Regions from separate parts of the Mus musculus genome. Here region 1 is linked to region 2. The links are chromatin contacts, found by Hi-C or POLR2A ChIA-PET in ENCODE. All regions are on one chromosome and are shown on one strand. The core of a region is the stretch at or near the end of the contact, and the rest is flanking DNA. Distances in the headings are between cores, read along the strand shown.

Region 1 (5,338 bases), core at 2,003-4,502, 160 kb before region 2:
CAAACGGTATTTAATCTCTGGTCCACCCTGAGTAAGTTGTATGCACCCATTTTCCACAATTAACCGTGAATAAACAGCTTGGGCAAGCAAGAACTGTCTCATCAAGAAGTGCCATAGAAGCTGGGCGTGGTGGCACATGCCCTTAATCCCAGCACTCGGGAGGCAGAGGCAGGCAGTTCTCTGAGTTCGAGGCCAGCCTGAGTTCCAGGGCAGCCAGGGCTACACAGAGAAACCATGTCTTGTAAAAAAAAAAGAAAAAGAAAAAGAAAAAAAGCGCCATAGAGGGAAGCTGCCTTCTTATGGAGCCACACTGCCTGAATATCCCACAGAAGGCCCCTCTGAGTTCCAGGACACTCAACCCTGAGCTAAGCCAGAGATCCCCCACTCCCACCCCCAGCTCATCACTGTAGTAGTACCCAGTACCCAATTAATTACTTTTTTTTGGGGGGGGGGGGCTTGAGACAAGGTTTCTCTGTGTAGCCCTAGCTGTGGAACTCACTCTGTAGACCAGGCTAGCCTTGAACTCAGAAATCCGCCTGCCTCTGCCTCCCAAGTGCTGGGATTAAAGGCGTGCGCCACCACTGCCCAGCCCCAATTAATTACTTAAATTGAACCCAGCGGCAGTGCTTCTCACTATCCTTCCCAAAGTTCAGGGTTCATGAGCAGGAGAGTGTGGTAGCTCACATCTGTAATCCCAGCACTGGAAGGGCTCAGGGTCTTAGACTAAAATAAGGCTCATATACGTTGCATGGCCTGTAGGGGTCAGAAGCCAGGAGCCTAGAGACAAAGCCTTTTTTGTATAGTTGAGTTTTTCTCATCAACTACCACTAAGAGGACACACACTCAGCCTTTATATTTTGATGTGCCTAAAACAGATCAATGGCTGGGCCACTTCCTAACCTCCACCTCTCTCCGATAATCTCAAGTTATTACTGACTAAATCCTATATTCCATCTTCGCTGCCCTGGACCCAGACTTGCAGCCCTCTTGGGCCGCTACCCCCCACATACTTCATGGTGGCTGTGCTCTCTGTCCCATGTGTCCTCCTCCTCTGGGTGTCAGAGAGTTTGAGAACTGTTGCGGCCGACCAGCAGCTCACAATGAACGGTTCAACTAAGATGGCAACTCGGGCTGAAAGAGAGGAACTAGACGGACGGAAGAAAGAACGGAGCCAAGTCAAGGTCACTCTGAACAAAGCTCAATTTTACTGTTCCGACACTCAGTTATGAAGGAAGGGGGAGGGGGCCCGATTCCCGCCAAATAATCTCGGAATCCAGTAGCAGGATGAGCACTGTGGCTCCAAACAGCAAAGCGGCACGTTCCAGCAGTATGGCAGAAAGATTGAGCAGGCAAGCTCCATCCAGGTGTAAACAGTGGGGAACCCTAAGGCTGGGGGAGGGGAGGCTACAGAGAACCCCCTGGCCCAAGGCTCATCACCAGCCATGTGGTCCCCTAGTTCCCAGAGGTGACTGGATTCTGGGGAGTTTGAAAACCCCTGACTCCTTGGCCTCAGCCTGCATCACTACTCACCCGGCTGGGGCCCCCATCTTGGACTGTGTCCCACCAGCCCTGCACTCTGATGTCAGTAAGGATGGATGAAATGTAGACTAGTGCTCGAGCGGAGTTCACACACTCCAGCCGCAAGATGGAACAGAACACAGAACCGTACGTACCTCAACTCCAGTTCTAGGGAATGCAGTGTTCTCTTTAGGCACCAGGATTGCATGTGTTGCACAGACATAAATGAAAGCAAAACACTCAAAAGTAAATAAAACTAAGAAACAGAACCTGGGAGCAGGAGAGTGTGGTAGCTCACATCTGTAATCCCAGCACTGGAAGGGCTCAGGGTCTTAGACTAAAATAAGGCTCATATACGTTGCATGGCCTGTAGGGGTCAGAAGCCAGGAGCCTAGAGACAAAGCCTTTTTTGTATAGTTGAGTTTTTCTCATCAACTACCACTAAGAGGAGACACATCCCCCCTTAAGCCCAGAGGCTGTGGTTATAGGATTGGGCCCTTCCCGCTGCTGACAGGGGATCCTCCTGTCATGGCTGGAGCTCACAAGTGAGATGGTGCTGTTTCTTCCCAGTAAGATAGTCACTCTCCCTGGTAGGATGTGGCTCCTACCGTGGTAGAGCACTTACCATTGTATGTGTAAGTATGTTGGTAGGCTTAGGATTCCTTCCCCTCTGCCACATGTCAAGAACAAAACAACTCTGGTCTAGCATCTAGCCAAAGCTGGAGCCCCGTTTTGTTGTGTGAGCTGAGACTGCTCAGGTTGGTCTACTGGGCTTTCTAAATAGCTGGGAAGCCCAACCCCTTTCTGTTCTTTTGAGACAGGGTCTCATGTAGCTCAGGCTGAAACGGGACTCACTATGTAACCCTGACAGGCTTTGAATGAATTCTACCTCCACCTCCTGAATGCTGGGGTTACAGGCACCTGTTAAGCCCAGTTGCTTTCTGTTGTTCTTTGTTTCTGACAAACTTTGCCCTGTATTTATTCAAAGTAACTAAAAGGCGGATGGGGTGTGCTAGGGAGGTAGACAGTTGCTACAGTGTGTTTTACACTTTAACCAATAGAGAGAGCAGTGGGAAAGATACAGAAAAACAAAACCAGCCTTCTTAACACCATCTTCACAGCTGTGAGCTCCAGCCAGCAGCAGGAAGAGCCCAATCCTATCCCCACAGCCTCTGGGCTGGAGGGGATGTGTCTCTTCTCAGTGGTGGTTAACGGAAACTTGTGAATGCTGCAACTGCGGGCCATGCTGCCAACCTCTCATCTCTTTCCGCCATGTCTCATAGGCAGTCTAGACAGCCTGGGGCTTGCTTGTGTAAAGCAGGCTGTATTTGAACGCACATAGACCCATCCGTCTCTGCCTCTGGAGTTCTGGGATTTGTTATCAAAGGCAAGAGCCACCATGTCCCTAGTAGAAACTTAAGAGTTCTTTGGAAGGGCTGGTGAGATGGCTCAGCGGTTAAGAGCGCTTCCATAGGTCCTGAGTTCCAATCCCAGCAACCACATGGTGGCTCACAACCATCCGTAACGAAATCTGATGCTCTCTTCTGTTTGCACTACCATCTCTAAATGAACTTCTGTAGGGCAGAAATGCACTGAAGCCTGAGCTGAGATGGTGCCCCAGAGCGAGCTTTTCAGCGCCTCCCAAGGTCCGAACTCCGAATCACTCCAGGGCGCGAGGGGCGTGGGCTTGACGAAACTCCGCCCCTGGGCGTGGCCTGGCGGCGGGGCGCGGCGGGTTCCCTCGGGGTCCGGGCTGGCGGCCACTCGGCGGCCACGGCGCGATGGAGTCGCCGGTCGAGCTGCTGGCCGCGCTACCCGCGCTGGTCACGGCGCTGGCGCTGCTGCTCGCCTGGCTGCTGCTGCGGCGTGGGGCGGCCCGGGTCCCGGCCCCGGAGAGCACCGCCTCGGACGAGGCCCCCGGGGCTCCTGCGCCGCCTGAACCTCCAGAGTCTTGCGCCCCGGAGCCTGCACCGGAGGGACCGAGCCAGTCCGAGCGCGTGGCGGAGCCGGAGGAGTCCGAGGCGGAGGAGCCAGCGGCCGAGGGGAGGCAGGTACGCTCCGAGATCGCCGTGGGGTCCCCGGGAGGGCGCCTACGAGCCTGCTGGCTGGACCTGCCCAGGAAGGGCCGAGCTAGTGGCCGGCAGGAAAGGAGGGTTCCTGGGGCTGGGACGCTCCATCCTCCCCCAAAGTGCCTCCAAGTGCCTTGCTTTGGAGCTGTCCTCCCTTCCTCCCCGTCCTGGCCGTCCCGGGCCTTTCAAGGCCCTTGACACTCTGCCCTGCAGCACCCTCCTCTTGCCTGGCTTCTGCCCACCCTTGCCTAAATCCACAAACACGTGTCCTACTTCAAGGTCTGAATTAAAGTGAGCTCTCTCTTGACAACACAGTACTTTGGGGTGGGATGTGCAAGAAGAGAAGTTGCCTGTCTTTTAGGTCAACTCGAATCCAGATTCCAGAGTCAGTGTGGGCGTTTTGTGAGGCTGGAAGGACGGGACTGAGGAAGGCACTTACTGGGACCATGGTATTGTAGCTTTCAAACTGCTTGTAGGCGTTGACACCTCCTCACCCCCCCACCCCCTGCGTTGGGATGAGCCCAGCTTATATGAAACAAAAGGTGCAAGAGGAGGCCCTGACCATCGCAGTTGATACCCCCAAACTACCTTGCCCACCTCCTAGGAGCTATCAGCTGACCAGTCTTCAGGGTACCCCTCACGCGTTCAGTCTCTGAGATGCATCTTTGCAGATTGGATCCGTGCTTGCCCGGGATACTGGGATGTCACAGTGCCAGGCCAGGCCACATGCTCTGGTCTCTGGTCAGATTTCAATACTTTGTTCTTGGGTGGCAGGATGGTTAGGAAGCCGTGGGCTAGCATAGTGGAAGCTGTGGGCAAGCCGTGGGCTAGCCGCCGTGGGCAAGCTGTTGGCTCTCTGCAGCCGCCTCCTTCCCTTGCTGGATACAATGGTTTACCCTGGAGTGAAGCTCTTGGGACAGGAGAGGCGGCAATGAGACTGGGCTCAGGCCTTTCTCTGCTGAGTCTGCCAGACTCCCTACTAGCAGGCTCTTTGCTTGACAAGTGGGTGACTAATTGTGTCATTAGAGTGGCTTCTAACTAGCCCTGAATAGGAGAACTATTGTGTTCAGCCCAGAGAGAATGGAAGGCTGCTGGGAGCTCACAGTCCTGGAGTGAGGGCCAGGTGGATTTGGGATTTCTCTCAGGCTCTCCCTGGTTGTCCCCATCAGCCCTGTTTCAAATGGTTCGCCTATTTCCTATTTCGCAGCAGCAGATTCAAGATCAAAGTCCAAGGTGTCTTTAAGCAGGGCACAGTCCTGACTTTATCCTCTGGAGTAGAGCAGTTTCCTACTGGATTTTCTCCGAGGTGTTCTTCACACGCATCCTCCAACGGGTCCTTTTCTGGTTTTGGTTGGTTGCTTGACTGAGACAGATTCTTGACTTCTTGACATGTAGCTTAGGCTGACCTGGAACCCACTATGTATTCAAGGCTGACCTCCAACTCAGAATCCTCCTGCCTCAGCTTCCCAAAGCCTGTGGTTTAAGCTGAGTGAGCCTGGAGATTCTGCCTTTATTCTAAGCACTCGGGAGACAGAGAGGAACGGATCTCTGTGAGTTCCAGTCCAGCTTGGTCTACATAATGAGACACGCCCCCCCCCCCATCCCCAAAGAACAAAACCAAACCCTAGGATTACAGGATGCTTTGAAGGACAAGGTACCACACAGGGAGTTCAAGATGGCAGCCAGGCTGTAGTGAGGGAATCCACCCAACAGGATGGCAGTTTCAACATTTGGAAATCAGGAGCATCTCT
Region 2 (4,923 bases), core at 294-2,793:
TGACCTGGGTGGAAATGTGTGTATTTTAACACTTTTTACGTGTTCTGAGAGATATCCAGGTTTGGAAGCCAGTGATTCTGTGTTACAGAAGACAAGGCTCTGTGCTACTCCCAGGTAGCAGGCCCAAATCTTTACTTAACCCAATTTCTAGGCCAAAAAACAGCTTGGTGGCTAAAGGGGAAACCAAACTCACTCAAGTCAACCAGACACATAGATGCAGTGGCACACGCATATACAAAAGAAACAGAACCCACTCACTGAACGTCAGTTTACTTAGCAGTTGAGTGAGGAACAATTTTGTATTCACCAATGTTAAATGCAGCTTGTGAGAGTGCTGAGTAAGGAGGACCACGCCCTCCTCTGGACAATCAATCCCCAACAACCTCTAACCCCACCCCCACCCCAAACCTAACAACCAACCCTTCCCAGCTACCACAACCCCTGCGACTCTATGAAGCTCTTACCAGGCGCAGGCATCCTGAAGGCCCTTGTGCACCACCACGCCTTTCCATGATGCTTCCTGGAGACAACACCTCCGTCTGAAGGAGTAATAAAGAGATCCCACTTCATTCTAACAGAAGCAACCTTACTGTGGTCATTCTCAAAACAGACCTCAAAACGTCGAGCCTCAGTAAACCATGACTCTTCACAAAAGTGTCATTTCAGACAGGGATAACTTAAATCATCCTCAGCTCAACCAGCAAGAGGCCCCCCAAACCCCCCAGTGCCAACCCAACTCATTTTTGGAAATCCGGTTCTGGCAACCACGTTGAGTTGCAGAACGACACTCTATAGCCCCAAATTACACCGGCACAGACCCTCTTCTGGACTTGTTTGGAACCCTTACCGACACGGGCTGCAGAGGGCTCAACGCGCATTCTTCTGGCTGAACTTGAGAACTATGTCTGAGGCAGATGCCCACCATCTACCTATGCCTTCTGACGGGTGGACCACACCGAGCCCGTTGGCTTTCAGGGATCCAGCCATTACTTCTGAGACGGAACCTGCATCTTGTCTCCCGAGTGCCAAAAGGCAATGCCTTCGGGGAAGGAGAAGTTATGCCGCGTTAGAGCTAACGGCTTTCAGTTTTCAATCCCGTTCATGACAATCTGTAGTTAGCAGGAGTCACTCGTGTTCACTTAAGGCCACCACCCTCAATGGAGACCCCAGGGAAGACAGAGCTGAGCACATGGCTGGCTTTGGGTCACAGAGAGAAGACCGCTCCCCGCCCCAAGAGAAGGGAGATCGAAGACCAAAAAGGGCTTCATCCCGTCCGCATCAAACGTCTCGCAGTCTGGGGAGCATTTCCTTAGACAGCATCTCAGACCTCCTAAGGCCCACAATAGCAAAGGAAAGGGCTGATCGTCGACACGTCACCTCCGGAGAGAGCAAGCGTGTCGACGGTATGTGTAGGAAAAACCTCATCTTCCCTTTTCCACAACTTACCATCACCCAAAGCTTAGGCCTTTCAGGGAGAACACCACAGACCCGCGCGGCCATAACTTCCAAACACGCGGCAGAGGACCTCGGAAAGGACGAGATCGCGCTTGCGCGCAGTCTTCCCGTTTTCCCTCCCCTCCGCAAGTCTCGCCGGAACTCTCGCGATGTCGAGAATGGTTTGATGGGAAATGTAGTTCTAAATCTACCGTTGCCAAGAATGGGTCGTCTCACCTCACATTGAGTGAAGAGAAAGGGGTAAGATGGTGGCAGCCACCAGGGGCAGCAGAGGGTTCGGGGTAAGGAGCTTGGACTGTGAACTTCGGCGGTCCCCCGCTAAGTCTGGGGAGGTGGAGAATGTTCGAGGGTTCAGGGACCGTTGAGGAAACTGAGGCTCGTTAATTGTGCTGCAGATTTTTATCTGGGGTGGAGAAATGTCACTTGGCTTAGTTCCTTAGTGAAGTCCAGGGAGAGTCCCAGGGAATGGGCAGAAGCTTTTAAGATGGGGGCGAGAGCGGGTTCCGGCGGCAGGGGGCACTCGAGAGCTGCAGGGGCGACCGTCAGTAGCAGCAGCAGCAGCCCCAGGTATTCGCCTGCCTGTGGCACTGTTCTCACAGGGAAGATACAATGAAATCGGCGCTGAGGACTAGCCGGTATAAGTTGGAGATAAAAACCATTTTAATAGAGGGGTTTAGTGTGAGGATTAGGAGAAAGAGAAGCGCTCAAGAAGAATGCATACCCAGGGTGGGAACTGGCTCAAGGAGAGTTGCAATTGATTGTGTTAGCCATGTATAATTCTAGTAGCTCGTGAGTTACATCTTAAAAGGTTGCTAGGAGACACCCCCTCCCCACTTTCTTGCTATCTTGGTAAGTGAAATAAGTGTGCTGGCCCCAGAGAAGCGTTGGATGGAACTGTAGGCACAAGTCGCTAGGGGTTGCATGGGGGTGGGGGTGGTGTAATTGGTGAGGGTCGCTGAAAAATTGTAGTTTAATATCTGGGAAGGGCAAAAGGGCCTTCAGCAGTTGGTAATTATGCCAGAATTCTTGTTTCTCTGTTGGCAAGAGACTTGACAGGATTCCTGAATGAGGGACCCTCTTCCTCTATCGTGGGCGTGTTTTCCATGTCTTTCGATCCTGCCTCGTTCGTTTAGAGTATCATTTTGCATGGGGCATCTTGACTTCATTTTTAAATAGGACAAAATGGCAAGGCAGGGCCAGAACTTATACCTATTTACAAGCTAGTTTAAATTTACAAGATCTAGAGCCTTTTATTCACAACCCTCGCCCGGTCCTCCAGTCCTCCTCAAATGGAACTCTGTAGCATTTAGCCTGTATCATCTTTTTAATGTGGAAATCTGTTACTCACTCTTAATGACCATATCCGTGTATATTTCTCTCCTTTAATTTAATTGTGAGTCCTTTTGGGGGGAGGGAACTCTCTTAATATTTTTTTTATTCCCTCATAGTGCTGGGCTTAGTGTTGGGCTGTGTCTTTCTCACAGAATGTCCCAAGGAGATAATCAATAATGTATTCAGCAAGAACACAGGCCCTTGAATTTTCTATCTTACCCTTGAAGACAGACTATTTTGTTGAGTTCTGACAGGAAGGATGCATTTTCTCTCGGCACATTAAGTTCTTTCATGTGAGACTTGCAGGGGGAATTCTCAAGAATTTGCCCAAAGCCGCTTGTGAAACTCGTGGGCACGTGACCTTCGGCAGACAAGATAATAATGGTAGTTAGCACATGACGAATTGGATTCGCTAGGTGGCTGCTCACTGTCTCAGGTTCTTTAACCCTCGCTATCTATGAAGCCCTGGGACTATCCCATCTGGCAGATGAGAAGACACGTGTCAAGAGGGGAGGGGAGGGGCTGGTTAAAGCCTCAGTGGTGCCTGACTTGGTTTGATCTCAGCCCGCAGAGTTTATGCTTTTATCATTCGGTTGCTAATGCGCTGAGCGAGTTGACCTACTACATAAGAGCTTTTCTTCCAGGGGGACAAGTAGGGCGGAGGAGGATTTGTGTCTTTAAAAATTGACGTGTGGGTATGAACATGTATGCAGGTGCACATGTATGAGAGTAGGTGGGTGCATGTAGAGGTCAGACATCAACTTTGGGTGCCTTTCTCAGTCACTCTCCACTTTAGGTGTGAAGTCCAAGTCTCTCACTAACCCTAGAGCTTGTGGATTGGCCAGACAGACTGACCAGTGAGCTCCAGGGATCCCCTGTGTCTCCACTTTCCCAGAGCTCAGACAACAGACACTGTTCCCACCTTCTGCTGCTGCTCTGTTTACTTATGCAGTGTGTTGGCGTGGGGGTCGCCTGCGTGTACAGTCTGTGCACCACGTGTGTGCCTGGTGCCCACGGGGGCCAGAAGAGGGTGTCAGATTACCCCTGGGACTAGAGTCACAGTTGTAAGGTGCCATTTGGTTTCTGTGACTAGGACCTGAGCCCCGTAGAAGAGCAAACGCTCTCAGCCACTGAGCTATCTCTCTAGCCCCTCACCTGGCTTCTTAGTGAGCACCAGGGATCTGGCCTCGTGTCCCCTTCTTGGGCAGCAGGTGCTTTACCAATTGAGCGATGTCCCCAGCTGCATTTTTCTGTCTTTCCAGAGGTGGTTGGAGGCTAATAAAGTAACATTGACACAAGGATGCTGGCCACCTGCTTTGTTGGTTTGAGCCACGCGGTGGCAGAGTGGAGGAGGAGACTCTGTAGGAGCCTTTTGGTGTCTGGCTTTGGGATCTCCTGCTGTCTCAGGGCTCCAGGCTAATTGCCACTCAGTGTGCAGAGAGGCCACTATTCTGCCTGTAGGTCTCTGTGTGGGTTTCACACCTGGAAGGGCACACTTTCCCCTGCACAACTCAGTTATACGTCGTGGAACAGCCACAGACACACGGCCAGTAAGAGTACCACCAGCAGCTGGGCAGTGGCCGCCCAAGAGGCTGGAGCAAACTCCAAAGGCCTTGTGCCTGAGCAGGCCCGAGGTACGACTGTGTGTGTGGGCAGTCCAGAAATAACTGGAAAAGCCTCAAAGGCCGCATCAGAATCCCTGAATGAGCAGCCAAGGTCAGAGCTGCTCAGAATGAAGTGCTAATGCTACTGTGATCTCACTTGTGCCCCGTGCGGCTGAGATCCGGTGCAGCTGAGCCGTGTGTACAGTGGAATCCCATAACCATTCTACGAGATCTACAAGTGCAGACTACAGCTATCAGGTGAAGCACCACAGTCCAGCGCTAAGTGTGGGAAACAGGCAAGCTGGCTATCAACCCAAGGCTCAGAGTTAGTCAGCTGGCCTTGTGGGCAGGGGAAGTCACTGACAGGATTTGAGAAAGATGTGGTTTCTGAAACCCGTAGCAAGAAAGCAGTCTTTACAGTATTGATGCTCCCTTCTTAATTGCGAAGGGAATCTTGGACTTTATTAATAAGGTCATGAAGGAGGGTTGCTGATGCCTCCAAGACACTGGCTGCTTACACTCAGAGCATCTG

Evidence for each region. Hi-C counts contacts between places; a loop is a spot of excess contacts on that map. ChIA-PET counts read pairs that join two places held with the same protein, here RNA polymerase II (POLR2A).
Region 1: POLR2A ChIA-PET joins it to region 2 with 14 read pairs in Patski. The contact joins the promoter of Mxra7 here to the promoter of Snhg16 in region 2. A Hi-C loop is called at or near these places in 1 of 37 maps with a recorded cell type or tissue (T-helper 2 cell). POLR2A ChIA-PET finds 5 or more read pairs at or near these places in 3 of 5 experiments (Patski and embryonic stem cell).

What each region holds. Positions count from the first base shown.
Region 1 is chr11:116,825,960-116,831,297 of GRCm38, reverse strand. Mxra7 (matrix-remodelling associated 7) reads left to right here and starts at 3,252. Exons shown (of 4, transcript NM_026280.3): 1 at 3,252-3,569. The coding sequence starts at 3,300.
Region 2 is chr11:116,668,280-116,673,202 of GRCm38, reverse strand. It overlaps Snhg16 (small nucleolar RNA host gene 16), which reads right to left and starts at 1,543. Exons shown (of 5, transcript NR_027821.1): 1 at 1,447-1,543; 2 at 848-1,039; 3 at 465-539. It overlaps Snord1c (small nucleolar RNA, C/D box 1C), which reads right to left and starts at 698; the gene lies at 621-698. It overlaps Prcd (photoreceptor disc component), which reads right to left. Exons shown (of 5, transcript NM_001163318.1): 5 at 4,814-4,923.